Linked DNA regions of Homo sapiens: all the other regions are linked to region 3. Evidence: read pairs that join two places in POLR2A ChIA-PET (ENCODE). Cell type or tissue: PC-9. All regions are shown on one strand.

What was found. Peaks named below come from ENCODE experiments on the same cell type or tissue, not always from the same donor. Only the 100,000 strongest peaks of a DNase experiment are listed, where the experiment ranks them.
Region 1: POLR2A ChIA-PET joins it to region 3 with 6 read pairs; 1 of 35 experiments calls an interaction of 5 or more read pairs at or near these places.
Region 2: POLR2A ChIA-PET joins it to region 3 with 5 read pairs; 6 of 35 experiments call an interaction of 5 or more read pairs at or near these places.

The regions. Positions count from the first base shown.
Region 1 is chr18:59,068,809-59,072,808 of GRCh38, forward strand. It overlaps the pseudogene OACYLP. Among named protein-coding and RNA genes, the nearest start is that of SEC11C, 69 kb to the right of the region's middle. In PC-9, CTCF peaks have their summits at 1,809 (motif pointing left) and 2,012; a DNase peak (open chromatin) is centred at 1,823.
Region 2 is chr18:58,515,379-58,519,378 of GRCh38, forward strand. ALPK2 (alpha kinase 2) reads right to left here. Exons shown (of 13, transcript NM_052947.4): 9 at 1,530-1,804. Among named protein-coding and RNA genes, the nearest start is that of ALPK2-AS1, 40 kb to the right of the region's middle. In PC-9, no CTCF peak of the experiment used is centred here; no DNase peak of the experiment used is centred here.
Region 3 is chr18:58,689,584-58,693,583 of GRCh38, forward strand. The region is part of intron 2 of MALT1 (MALT1 paracaspase); the gene reads left to right. All of the region lies in intron 2 of LOC105372146 (a long non-coding RNA gene), which reads right to left. It also overlaps the pseudogene MRPL37P1. Among named protein-coding and RNA genes, the nearest start is that of MALT1-AS1, 20 kb to the left of the region's middle. In PC-9, no CTCF peak of the experiment used is centred here; a DNase peak (open chromatin) is centred at 1,848; H3K4me3 peaks cover 932 bases; H3K27ac peaks cover 2,013 bases.

The sequences.
Region 1 (4,000 bases), 380 kb after region 3:
AACTGTGTTCACCCTGCCCACTTTCTCTCCAGTTCTATCTTTTCTCTGGACACCGTGTGCTGACCTTCGTCACTGGGCTGGCCCTGACGCTGTTCATTGAGAAACCATGTCAGGAACTGAAGCAGCACCTGCTGGGCCATGAATGTTCTGGTTAAAACACAAAAGAATGGATGGGCCTTGTTGGTAATGACGAGCAAAGATGAGGTGGCCTTATCTAGGTGATGAATGCTTGTATTCCCGAGAAGGGGTGTGAATCTCATTTTGTGAAAGTTTAATATATACATTTTCTTTGCATTTAATATGTGAAAGAGTTCTTAGTTCTTATGATGTAAGAGAGTTCTCTAAATTTTTAGTAGCACAATAATAAACTTCTGTTGTACCATTTTAGCAAACAACAACAACAACAACAACAGAAACTGGATTTCTTTTTGGTTTAAACTCCATTTGATTGTCTGTATCAATGATCACAGGAAATGATTAAATGTCGTGCATTTAATGTAATTTGGGTTATGAAGCTCATTTGGGTTATGCTCTTCACTTTTCTCTGTAAAATTACAACATGCAGTATGCACTTTCCCACGACAGAATTGTTTATGTGTTATTATGGCGTCTTTGCAGACTTGTAACTTTATCCTAGAACCTCAGTGGTATGACCCGCTAGCATGCATACTTCATGGGTCTGTCATTATAGGGCCTTTCAAATATCACCTATTCTTCACCATAGTCCCTGTTTTGGACTGAATTGTATCCCCTCCCCCAAAAGCTCTGTTGAAGTCCTAACTCCCATTCCCTCAGAATGTGGCCTTATTTGGAGCCAGGGTCTTTATAGAGATAATGAAGTCCAACGAGGTCACTGGGGATGGAGATTCTAATCCAGTATGACTGGTGTCCTTATAATAAGCAGAAGTTTGGTCACGGAGACAGGCATACACACAGGGAAGACGATGTGAAGACCCAGGGAGAAGACAGTCATGTGCAAACCCAGGAACACCAAGGCAAACCCCAGAAACCGGGGGAGGTAAGGACAGAGTCTGCCCTGGAGCTGCCCGAGAAAGCATGGCCCCGTGGGACACCTCGATTTTGGACTTCTGGCCTCCAGAACTGTGAGATAATTCATGTCTGTTGTTTCAAGCCACCCAGTTTTTGGTACTTTGTCACAGCAGCCCTAGATAGATGGATATCCCTATGCACCAACATAGGGCCTCAACAAAAACTAACAGAGAAGGAAGAGACCTCAGCCAGTGGTTTCCAGCCCAACCCCCTCAATTTGCAGCGATGAGACCTAGAGATGAGGAGAGACTCGCAAGGCCAAACAGAGATGCTAGGATCCAGGCTCTCGGATGTGTGTTTTTTCTAGGTGTATAATTATGCATTAACTGTCTACAGTTATGGATTAATTAAGTCCATTCCATCGCTTATAATAAAGCTCTTTGTGTACTTACTCATTAAAGTATTAACAACCGCAGGCTACAAGGTCCTTATTAGCGTGGGATGCGCCACATCTGAGGATGCTCTTTGCTGTCCAGTGCGTTTGCAAAGATGACCAATGTGGGTGGGGAGGGGAAGGCTGAACGTTTCACACACTCTGATGGCCACGGACAGCTAACCTTGGCCTTGCCAGCCAGCCACGGGGATCATCTCCCTGAGGATGATGAGATGAGAGACCTCATCTCCCTGAGGTCTGGTCCCTCTGCTGAAGAAGCCAACCTGAGGGAGTGGGGCGCCAAGGCTCAACAGCCGCGCTGTGAGAAGGCAGCCTAATTGGCTTTTCAGTGAACGCCGAAGTTCATCGAGTTCCTCGGGAGCCCCCTGGTGGCTTCTTTGGCACCTGAACCCTCTCACTTCGTTAGGCCTCCAAGGAGCTGTTGAGGACCAGTGGCATTTTCAGGGTAACACTGCCACATGGGTGGACTTCGGTGGGAGATGACTCACATGCCAACATCGTTCTGCAGCCAAATTGCCAAATGCTTCCAGTTATGAGGCCAGAAATCTGGGACCCGTGGAAGTAACTAGCTAATGACTGACACAGCATTGGAAAGACTTTTTTATAAGGGAAAAAACCCAACCCTCCTGCTGTTGTAATTTTATATAACATAAGGCAGGGTTAGAGAAATCCAGTTTTGTTCTGGGTTTGTTTCAATCTAGAATTCCCCGGAAGTTTAAGATTTATAGATTGTGTATACCTTATTTGGATTCTGAAACAAATTGTAAAAAAGTATTATGATGTTTATAAGCCTGGAAATTTAAATACTGATTAGGTGATTTGATGATATTAAGGGCTGATTGCACTTTTTATGTAATAATGGTATTGTAGTTATATATTACTACATATATATACATACATTTATATCTCTTATCTTTTAGTTGCATACTAAAATATTTATGAACAAAATGATATAAAATCTGATATTTGCCTCAAAACAATATTGGGTGGAACTGGCATAGATGAAATAAGACTGGCTATGTGGTTAATGTTTGAAGCTGGGTGATGGGTCCATGGAACCTCATGCTTTTTCTCTATTTTCATTTTTATTGTTTTAGAGACAGAGTCTCGCTCTGTTGCCCAGGCTGGGGTGCAGTGCAATATCACACTGCAGCCTCAAACTCCTGGGCTCAAGTGATCCTCCTGCCTCCGCCTCCCAAGTAGTTGGGCCTATAGGTGTGTGCTGCCATACCCAGCTAATTTTTTTTTTTTTTTTTTTTTTTTGAGACAAGGTCTGGCTCTGTTGCCCAGGCTGGAGTGCTGGAGTGTAGTGGTGTGATCACAGCTCACTGCAACCTCTGCTTCCCAGGTTCAAGCAATCCTTCTGCCTCAGCCTCCCAAGTAGCTAGGATTACAGGCATGTGCCACCATGCCTGGCTAATTTTGGTATTTTTTGTAGAGATGGGGTTTCGTCATGTTGCTCAGACTGGTCTCGAACTCCTGGGCTCAAGCAATCCACCCGCCTCGGCCTCCCAAAGTGCTAGGATTACAGGTTGTGAACAACCGCACCTGACCTCCCAGCTAATTTTTTTAAGTTCTTGGTAGAGATGGGGTCTTACTATGTTGCCTAGGCTGGTCTCCAACTCCTGGCCTCAAGGGATTCTTCTCCCTCAGCCTCCCAAAGAACTAGGATTTTAAATACCTAGAGCAGGTATTTAAACCCCAGAAAATTCTGTAAAGGGGCTCTTGAGGCCCTATGCTCAGGCCACTCCCACCTTGGGGTGTCTACATTCATTTTCAATAAATCGCTGCTTTTGTTGCTTCATTCTTTCCTTGCTTTGTTTGTGCATTTTGTTCAATTCTTTGTTCAAAACACCAAGAACCTGGACACCCTCCGCTGGTAACACTTCTAGTAAAGCTCAAAGTTGAGAGGCCCCAGGGTCCTTGAAGGGACGAGAAGCCTTTAGAACTTTAGTCCCTAGACCCCAAGTGGGATTTAAATCAATACTGCTTGTATATGCTGAGAGGCGGCCTCTTTTGGTGGCCTACTCACATTTACACCCCTTCCTCTTTCACTACACAAACCCTGATGTTGTTCCCTTATCAAGGTGCCCATACCAAGGGAAATCATCATATTTGGTAGAAACCAATAATGTGCCTCCTCTTTTTCTTTGCCAGTGACTGGTGCGGGTTTGGGTATGTGACCCAGCTCTGACCAATGACACACAAGGAGAAGTGCCCTGGGGACTTCTGGGAAAGATGGGCATGGCTGAAGAGGGGGACGGACATCATGGAGAAAGTCCTTGTCTTTACCACCTTCAGCCTTGTCACGCTTCTAGATCTGTAAATGTGAAGAAGGACAAGCTTGATGCTCAGAGGCGGACAGAGCAGGATGTCTAGGCTGAGGGAAGCCAGGAGGATGGGGATTCTACAGAAGAGTGAGGGCTGTGTGAATACCGCATCCTGGAGGCTGCCCGATCCCTGCCAGACAGGCCTTGACCCTCCAGGCAGAAGGTTGGCAGCTGCTTCTTTGGGGATTCTGACTGGCCCAAGATGAAATCCCTAAAAATATTGACA
Region 2 (4,000 bases), 170 kb before region 3:
GGACTGGCCCCTCATCACGTCATCAGGTGGCACTTGGGGCACTACTGGGTTTCCTGTGAGATCTGCCATTGCAAACCCTTTTCAAAGGTGTAATTGGAGTAGTCAATAATGAACAGCACAGGATTTCTGCCTTAGGAAAAGCTAAGTGGATTCTGCATCCTATGCTGTGGGGCTTTTCTGAGCAAGAATCCAGATGCTGGGAGGTTTTCCAAGACTGTGTCATATTTGAGATGGAGGGAATACTGAGAGAGAAAAGAAAAAAGCAGAGTGGATTGGGAGAAGAAAGGAATACAATGGGCAGAACACTATATTCAGAGAGCAAGGCTGCCTTCAGAAGCACAAAGTCCCACGTGGCAGTGCCGCAGGATCACGATGCTTAATGCTTGACTGTACCTGAGAGATTCATCTAAGTTTAACCTATGGATTTTAATATTTTAAATGTTTTAATTGTTTTAGATGTTTATGGTAAACATTTTAAAGGGGCACAGAGCTGGTGAAAGACCCAACTTTCTTGACAGCTACACCAGTGCCGGTGTAAACAGTGAAATATGTGGACCAGGTGTGGTGATTCATGCCTGTAATCCCAGCACTTTGGGAGGCAGAGGCAGGAGGATCACTTGGAACCCTCCAGGAGGTCAAGACCAGCCTGGGCAACATAGGGAGACCCTGTCTCTGAAAAAAAAAATAAAAATTAGTTGGGCGTGATGGCATGCGCCTGTAGTCCTAGCTACTTGGGAGGCTGAGGCAGGAGGGTTGCTTAAGGCCAGGAGGCCGAGACTGCTGTGGAGCCGTGATCATGCCACTGTACTCCAGCCTGGGGGAAAGAGTGAGACACTGTCTCAAAAAAGAAAAAAAAAAAAAGACGGAGTGAAATATATGGACCAAATATGTGGATAGGAGGAGGAAGGAGCGAGAGAAGCTAAGGCTCTCCTGCCCTATCCTCTCACCTCGAGTTCTATGACTCAATAACACAGAGAAGTGGGAACTCAGCTAGAGACTTGGGTCTGTCTCTCTTCCTATATTTTATACACTACCATTAAACCAAACTCAGGAAGGCAGAAAACAAGACCAATGCTGACCCTTCTGGGTATACCCCACCCCTCTCCCTCTCCACAAAACAAAACCAAACAAAACACTCCAGCAACTAGTGCTGATGTTATCTGTTCCTGGAGACCCTGGCATCTAGTGTAGCTTAGAACCCCCACTTTCCATATCATCCTAGGTCCAAGTAGACTCAAACCGCCAGGGATGTCATAGGGCTTCTTAGAAACAAAATCAATTATATCTCGGGTTAGAACTGGTGAGGTGTCTCTAGGCATTGGCTGAGTCCCCAGTAGCTGGCATAAGGCCAAGAAATTACTCCCGAGAATTGAGAAGTGATCCCCAGCATTGAGATTGAATTGAAACCCCAAAAGAGGAAAAACACCCTTTTGAAGATATTCCCATCAATCCTGAGTCTGATTTTCATCTCGTCTTATCATGGGTGGTTCTCACACCAGAAGTGACAGCCTTTGGGCAGATGGACCCACCTGGGCAGCGAGTTTGTAGTTCCTTTGGATGAGCTCATCATTATTTCTGGTCCCATAGGCAATGGCATTGTGCACCTTAAGCACACAGGCATGGCCAGGTTTGAAGACAGGCATGAGGCCGTGCATCACTGTGCTGCGGAAGGCTTTGCGGTGAACCCCTTCTCCAAAGTGCAGCTCCTCCGTGGCGATCTGACCACGCAGGCGGCCCCCAAAGTAGCTGTCATGGAGGAAGTCTTCTTTGAAGATGAGTTGGCTGAATTCAATCTCTTCACATCCTGAAACACAGCACAGCTTTGGTTGGAAAGAATACCTCCCAGTCCTGCTCCTTGGCTAACTCCACATGGGGAGGGTCCCCACATAAGGACAATGACAAGGCTGACCTGCAGAACCAAGAGGGGGCAGACACACTTAACCCTTCAAAAGAGGCATAGCTAAAAGAAGAGATGAGTGGTTTGGTGAGGAGGAGACAGGTCATTGAATGAGAATGTGGGAACATCAGGGATGGGTTGGAGCAAAACTGGAAAGATCAGGAAAAGAATTCTAGACAGATCTGGAAAATATAAGTGGAACCAAGCAAAGTAACAAAAGTCAAGTTGAAAAGATGGGAAAAGTGTAGAGGAGGGAAGAAAGACCAATGATAAGATCTGATAATATCGGACCAACCTTTCTTTCATTATTGCCCCCCACCCCCCGCAACCACGGAATCTTTGCTGGAATTTGTTTTAATTGCCTGCCATGAAAGTTTAATACCACAAATATACTATCTGTTTATGTACCATATGTATATTTGTTCTTTATACAGAAAAAGAGTAACTTTTTTTTTGCCTCCCAAGAACCAATGTTGGTCCTCTTGGTAGCAATACTGCCTCCATTGAGAAAGCATGTGATAAGTATAGGAAACAGGTAGCAATAAACAAAACAAAAAAATAATAAAAAGAATTGCCTTTGAAGAGAAATCGAAAAAAAGGTAGAATTATTTTGCATTTATTTGTAAAAAGAAAAGTAGAATTATTTTAAGTTTTCTAACAGCTGTTTTTTTTTGCAGAGTGGATTCTACACATGTTTGAGATGACAGTGAATTTAATCAGGAAGGTCCACTTTAAACTAGAGATGACCCAATCAGACTTCTCATTCACTGAGAGAAGAAAATTAGGTGGCTTTCAATGAAATAAGATTGTTTGGATTTTTAAATCCTTTCCACTTCTCAAAACTGATGAAAACTGACATCTTTCTGAATGTTTACAAGAAGAAAGAGATCATGGGTTGTGTGAAAAATCTTACTTCACATTTCTATATACATGCTTCAGGAAATATTTTTCTCTTCTTTTCAAAATATTTAAAATCATACGATTTGAGACTGATGGTAGCTATTAAAACTATAAGGAGACTGAAACTATTCTGATCGGGTATTGATTAAGGTCTCGGCCTAATTACTGCCAGAAAGAAAGAAAGGGAGTGGGGTTTGGTGGATTTTCAAACAGAAAAACTAGGTGAAGAGCTAGAATCTGCTTGAAGAAAGAGGATATTCCTAAAGGTGCTCCTAGCATTTTCACAAAGGCTAGCAGAAGACTATGGGACCCCTGAATATGCCACCCTCAAATCTGCCTCTTTGGTAAAAGCATTGTTGAGCTGAAGGTAATTAAGAAGAAGCAGAGGCAAGAAAGCTCTCTGCCTTCCCTCTATTTGCCTAAAATCAGGACATAAATTTATAAAGACAAAAAATATTCTACTCCCCCTTCTACCAGGAAGAACAAAGGTTAATGACTGAAGACAACTTTAGACCCTGATGGGCCTGGAGATGGACACCAGCCATTAACAAGCATTAATGAGAATCCAGATGCTGGGAGATTTTCCAGGGCTGTGGAAATGCCTTTCCACAAGCTACTGCCCTTACCTACTCAAAGTCCTTCCCTCTGCCCTGTCACTTCTCTAAAAATGCACCATTCTTTGTTGTAGATGCTGTATAAGCTGGAATTCAAACCCCTTCTTAAATGAGCACTTCTGGAGTATCTCCCATGTATATATGAATTATACATGTTCATAAACTTGTTTGATTTCTCTCATTAATCTTTTGTTACAGGGATCTGTTCCAACTAAGAACTTATGAGGACTGAAGAATAAATTATTTTTCTTCCCCAATAACTCCTACTGAGTAACCTGTCCTAGGTTTCTGGAGAGAACTGGGTTGGAGCTGCAGGAAAACAGGCAAATGGGACATTTTCTCAGATAAAGTTTTAGGCAATAGCTGGGTCACAGATTTTACTCTAAGTAACGGAACCAGGAAAAAAATTAATTGATGGAGAAAAGCACAGTTTTATTTTAACAGTTAAATTTAAAAATTAGGTGAGAAAATAGAGGGAATGCTTTTCTGTATCCCAAACCTTCTCAGTTTCATTCTAGTTATATGATTAATTTTAACAATTTGGCCTCTAATACCACTAACAGAGTATAGGAAATGTTATATGTACATA
Region 3 (4,000 bases):
TCATGGAGCTTCTATTTTAATACCTAAGACGGACAGTAAGAAACAGGGATTTTAGAGAGTGAAGGACACTGAACTGGGTGAATGTAATAGATAACTGGGGGGTGGGAGGGTACCTAATTTAGAGACATTTCCCAGAGAAGCTGGTGATATTTTAGTAAGAAACCTGGATGATGAGGAAAGAGCCTGCCATGAAACAGTAGAATAGTGGAAGCCAGTGGGGTGGCGGTTGCGGGGGATGGCAAAGCGGAGCTTGTGGGGAGAACCCAGCAGAGGACTGGTAAGTGGAAAGGCAGAAAAGAGCTTGGCTTATAGAAGGAAGGAGGCCCAGTATGGCTGGAGCTTGGTGAGCCTGGAGAAGAGCGGAGGGGCCAAAGGAGCAGTTCGTGGAGGACTTTGTAGCCATGGTAAGGAATCTGGATTTTTTATTCTAAGTACAGGCACACTTTGTTTTATTATGCTTCACTTTATTGCACTTTGCAGATACTTCACTTTCTGCAAGTTGAAAGCTTGCGGCACCCATGTGTCTAGCAAGTCTGTCAGTGCCATTTTTCCAATAGCATGTGCCTACTTCATATCTCTGTGTCACACCTTGGTAACTCTTACAATATTTCGAACTTTTTCATTATATCTGTCGTGGTGATCTGTGATCGGTGATCTTTGGTGTTACTACTGTGATTGTTGGTGCCTGGTAAGATGGTGGCATCCAGGTGGCGGTCTTAAGACCAGATCAGTATGGTGTTGGTGGTCTTAAGACCAGATCAGTATGGTGTTGGCAGATCAGTATGGTGCCGCTAGGCAGGCACTGACTAGCTCCAGGCAGCTCAACCTTGGGAGCTTCGGGGCCCCGAGAGGTGGAGCCTGTGAGTGGGGCATGCACTCCATGTGGAAGCCAGAGCCTCCTCCCCTGGATGGAGTGTACGAGATCCCTGGACCGGAGCCCATCCCCTCTGTGAGAGAGATGTACTTCACGCCCGGGCTGCCACCGCTGATCTTCCTGCCCTGGGACCCTGGGTAGAAACACCCAAAATTCTGTTCACCCCGTTCACGACCCTGGGACCCTGGCTCGAAGCACCCAAAGTTCTGCTGCTCAAGCTCCATTCACGAGCAGCCACCATACAAAGACCAGGCCTGCTATGTCTTTCACCAGCGTTGCCGCCTTCTCAGGGGTGTCAAGCAGGCCCTCTGGCTTACCGAGGCCAAGTTAATAAAATGCCTTCCTGAGAAAGTACTTGGCCTTGTTGATGATACAAGGAACCACATAGAGAACCAAGATGAGCGTCTTCTGAATTTGATCTCTCATGCCTGTCTCTGGCACTGTACTGAGTACGGCCCCAGGAGAGAGGCCTGCTGTCTGGTCATTGTGGACAGTCTGATAAAGTTGTGTAAGTCTCAGATTCTCAGGCATCCTTCTCTGGCCAGGCAGATTTGTGCCCAAAACTCCACGTTATCCACCACCTGGAATTGTGTCTGTTCTTCAGGGTCATGGTTCTAGTGGAGCCGGCTGAGTGCCAAGGATCCTCTGCCCCCGCCATCTCCTCCAGAGAAGAGGTTGAAGCTACTAAAAATCATGTTCTCGAGGCCTTCTGTCCCCTCTCCCCACTACTGATCTTCAGGAATGCAATGTTTCTGATGTGAAAGATGACACAGGATTCTGGGAGGGCTATCCTTACCCCTATCTCCATATCCTGCACTTCCTGGAGAAAGCCGATTTGCAACCACATAGCCTTCAACCAGATCAGCTGTGGGCCAAGATGATCCTGTTTGCTTTTGGCATTGCCCTGGCTCAGGCCCAGCTCCTCTGTGGCAATGACACCAAGATCTCGGAGCAGCCCGTGGTTGTGCAGAGTACATGCACAGACGGACGTGCATTCCATTTCCTGGTGTTACAGTAGAACACCACAGACCTGGCCTCTTAACAAGTGTGGCAAGAGTTTGGTCTGGGTGGAATCATGCCAGCTACTCTCTCAGCATTTTTGGTGTCTCCCAGTGATAAAAAAGAAGGTGGGACCGGGCCCAGTGGCTCGCACCTGTAATCCCAACACTGGGAGTCTGAGGTGGGTGGATCACGAGGTCAGGAGATCGAGACCATCCTGGCTAACGTGGTGAAACCCCGTCTTTACTAAAAATACAAAAAATTAGCTGGGCGTAGTGGCGGGCGCCTGTAGTCCCAGCTACTCTACTCAGGAGGCTGAGGCAGGAGAATGGCATGAACCCGGGAGGCGGAGCTTGCCGTGAGCCGAGATTGCGCCACTGCACTCCAGCCTGGGTGACAGAGCGAGACTCCGTCTCAAAAAAAAAAAACAACAAAAAATTAGCCAGGCATGGTGGCACGTGCCTGTAATCCCAGCTACTCAGGAGATGGAGGCAGGAGAATTGCTTGAACCTGGGAGATAGAGGTTGCAGTGAGCCAAGATCGCGCCACTGCACTCCAGTCTGGGCGACGGAGCGAGACTCCGTCTCAAAAAAAAAAAAAAAAAAAAAAAAAGAGGGTGGTTGTGGAATGCGTTGGGCTGACTGGTTTCCAGTGGGAGACATCCAGGAAGTTTTTAGCTCTGTATTTACATGGTGCTACGTGAGCCAAGGACCATTCTGAGGCCCGAAACCCACCTTTGCCTTCTCCCACTGAAGAGGGCCTGGGGTCCCCCTGGAGCCTCAGTGCTCATCTAGCCTGGTGGTCTCACTGACAATAAAGAGCCCTTGCATTGCAAAGGAAAAAAAAACTATTATAATTGTTTTGGGGTGCCACAAATTATGCCACTATAAGAAGTTGAGCTTAATTGATAAATGTCATGTGTATTCCAACTGCTCCACCGACTGGCCATTCCTCTCTCTCTCTCTCTCTCTCTCTCTCTCACTCTCTCCCTCCCTCCCTCCCTCCCTCCCTGTCCCTCTTCCTCTCCCACCTCCCCACTCCCTCTTTGGGCCTCCCTATTCCCTGAGACACAACAATATTGAAATTAAGCTGATTAATAACCCTACAATCGTCTCTAAGTGTTCAAGTGAAAGAACAGTGACACACAACAATATTGAAATTAGGCTGATTAATAACCCTACAGTGATCTCTAAGTGTTCAGGTGAAAGGAAGAGTCACATGTCTCTCACTTTAAATCAAAAGCTAGAATTGATTTTACTTAATGAGGAAGGCATATCAAAAGCTGAGATAGGCTGAAAAGCTAGGCCTCTTGTGCCAGTTAACCAAGTTGCGAATGCAGAAGAAAAGTTCTTGAAGGTAATTAAAAATGCTACTTCAGTGAACACACGAATGATAAGAAAGCAAAACAGCCTTATTGCTGAGATGGAGAAAGTTATAGTAGTCTGGATAGATCAAACCAGCCACAGCATGCCCCTAAGCCAAAGCCTAATCCAGAGTGAGGCCCTAACTCGCCTCATTTCTGTGAAGACAGAGAGGTGAGGAAGCTGCGGAAGAAAAGTTGGTTCATGAGGTTTAAGGAAATAAGCTGTCTCTGTAACATAAAAGTGCAAAGTGAAGCAGCAAGTACTAGTGGAGAAGCTGCAGCAAGTCATCCAGAAGATCTAGCTAATGCCAGGCATGGTGGCTCGTAATTGATCATGGTGTCTATAATCCCACCACTCTGGGAGGCCAGGGCAGGAGGATTGCTTGAGCTTAGGAGTTTGATACCAGCCTGGGCAACATGGTGAAACCCCGTCTTTGCAAAAAATACAAAAAATTAGCCAGGCACAGTGGCACCTGCCTGTAGTCCCAGCCACTCGGGAGGCTGAGGTGGGAGAATTGCTTACACCTGGAAGGCGGAGGTTGCAGTGAGCGAGATCATGACACTGCACTCCAGCCTAGGTAACAGAGACAGACCTTGTCTCAAAACAAAAAAGCAATAAAAGATCTAGCTAAGATAATTAAAGAAAATGGCTATAATAAACAGATTTTTCAGTGTAGATGAAACAGCCTTCTATTGGAAGAAGATGTCATCTAGAACTTTGATAGCTAGAGAGAAGTCAGTGCCTGGCTGACTCTTGTTAGGGG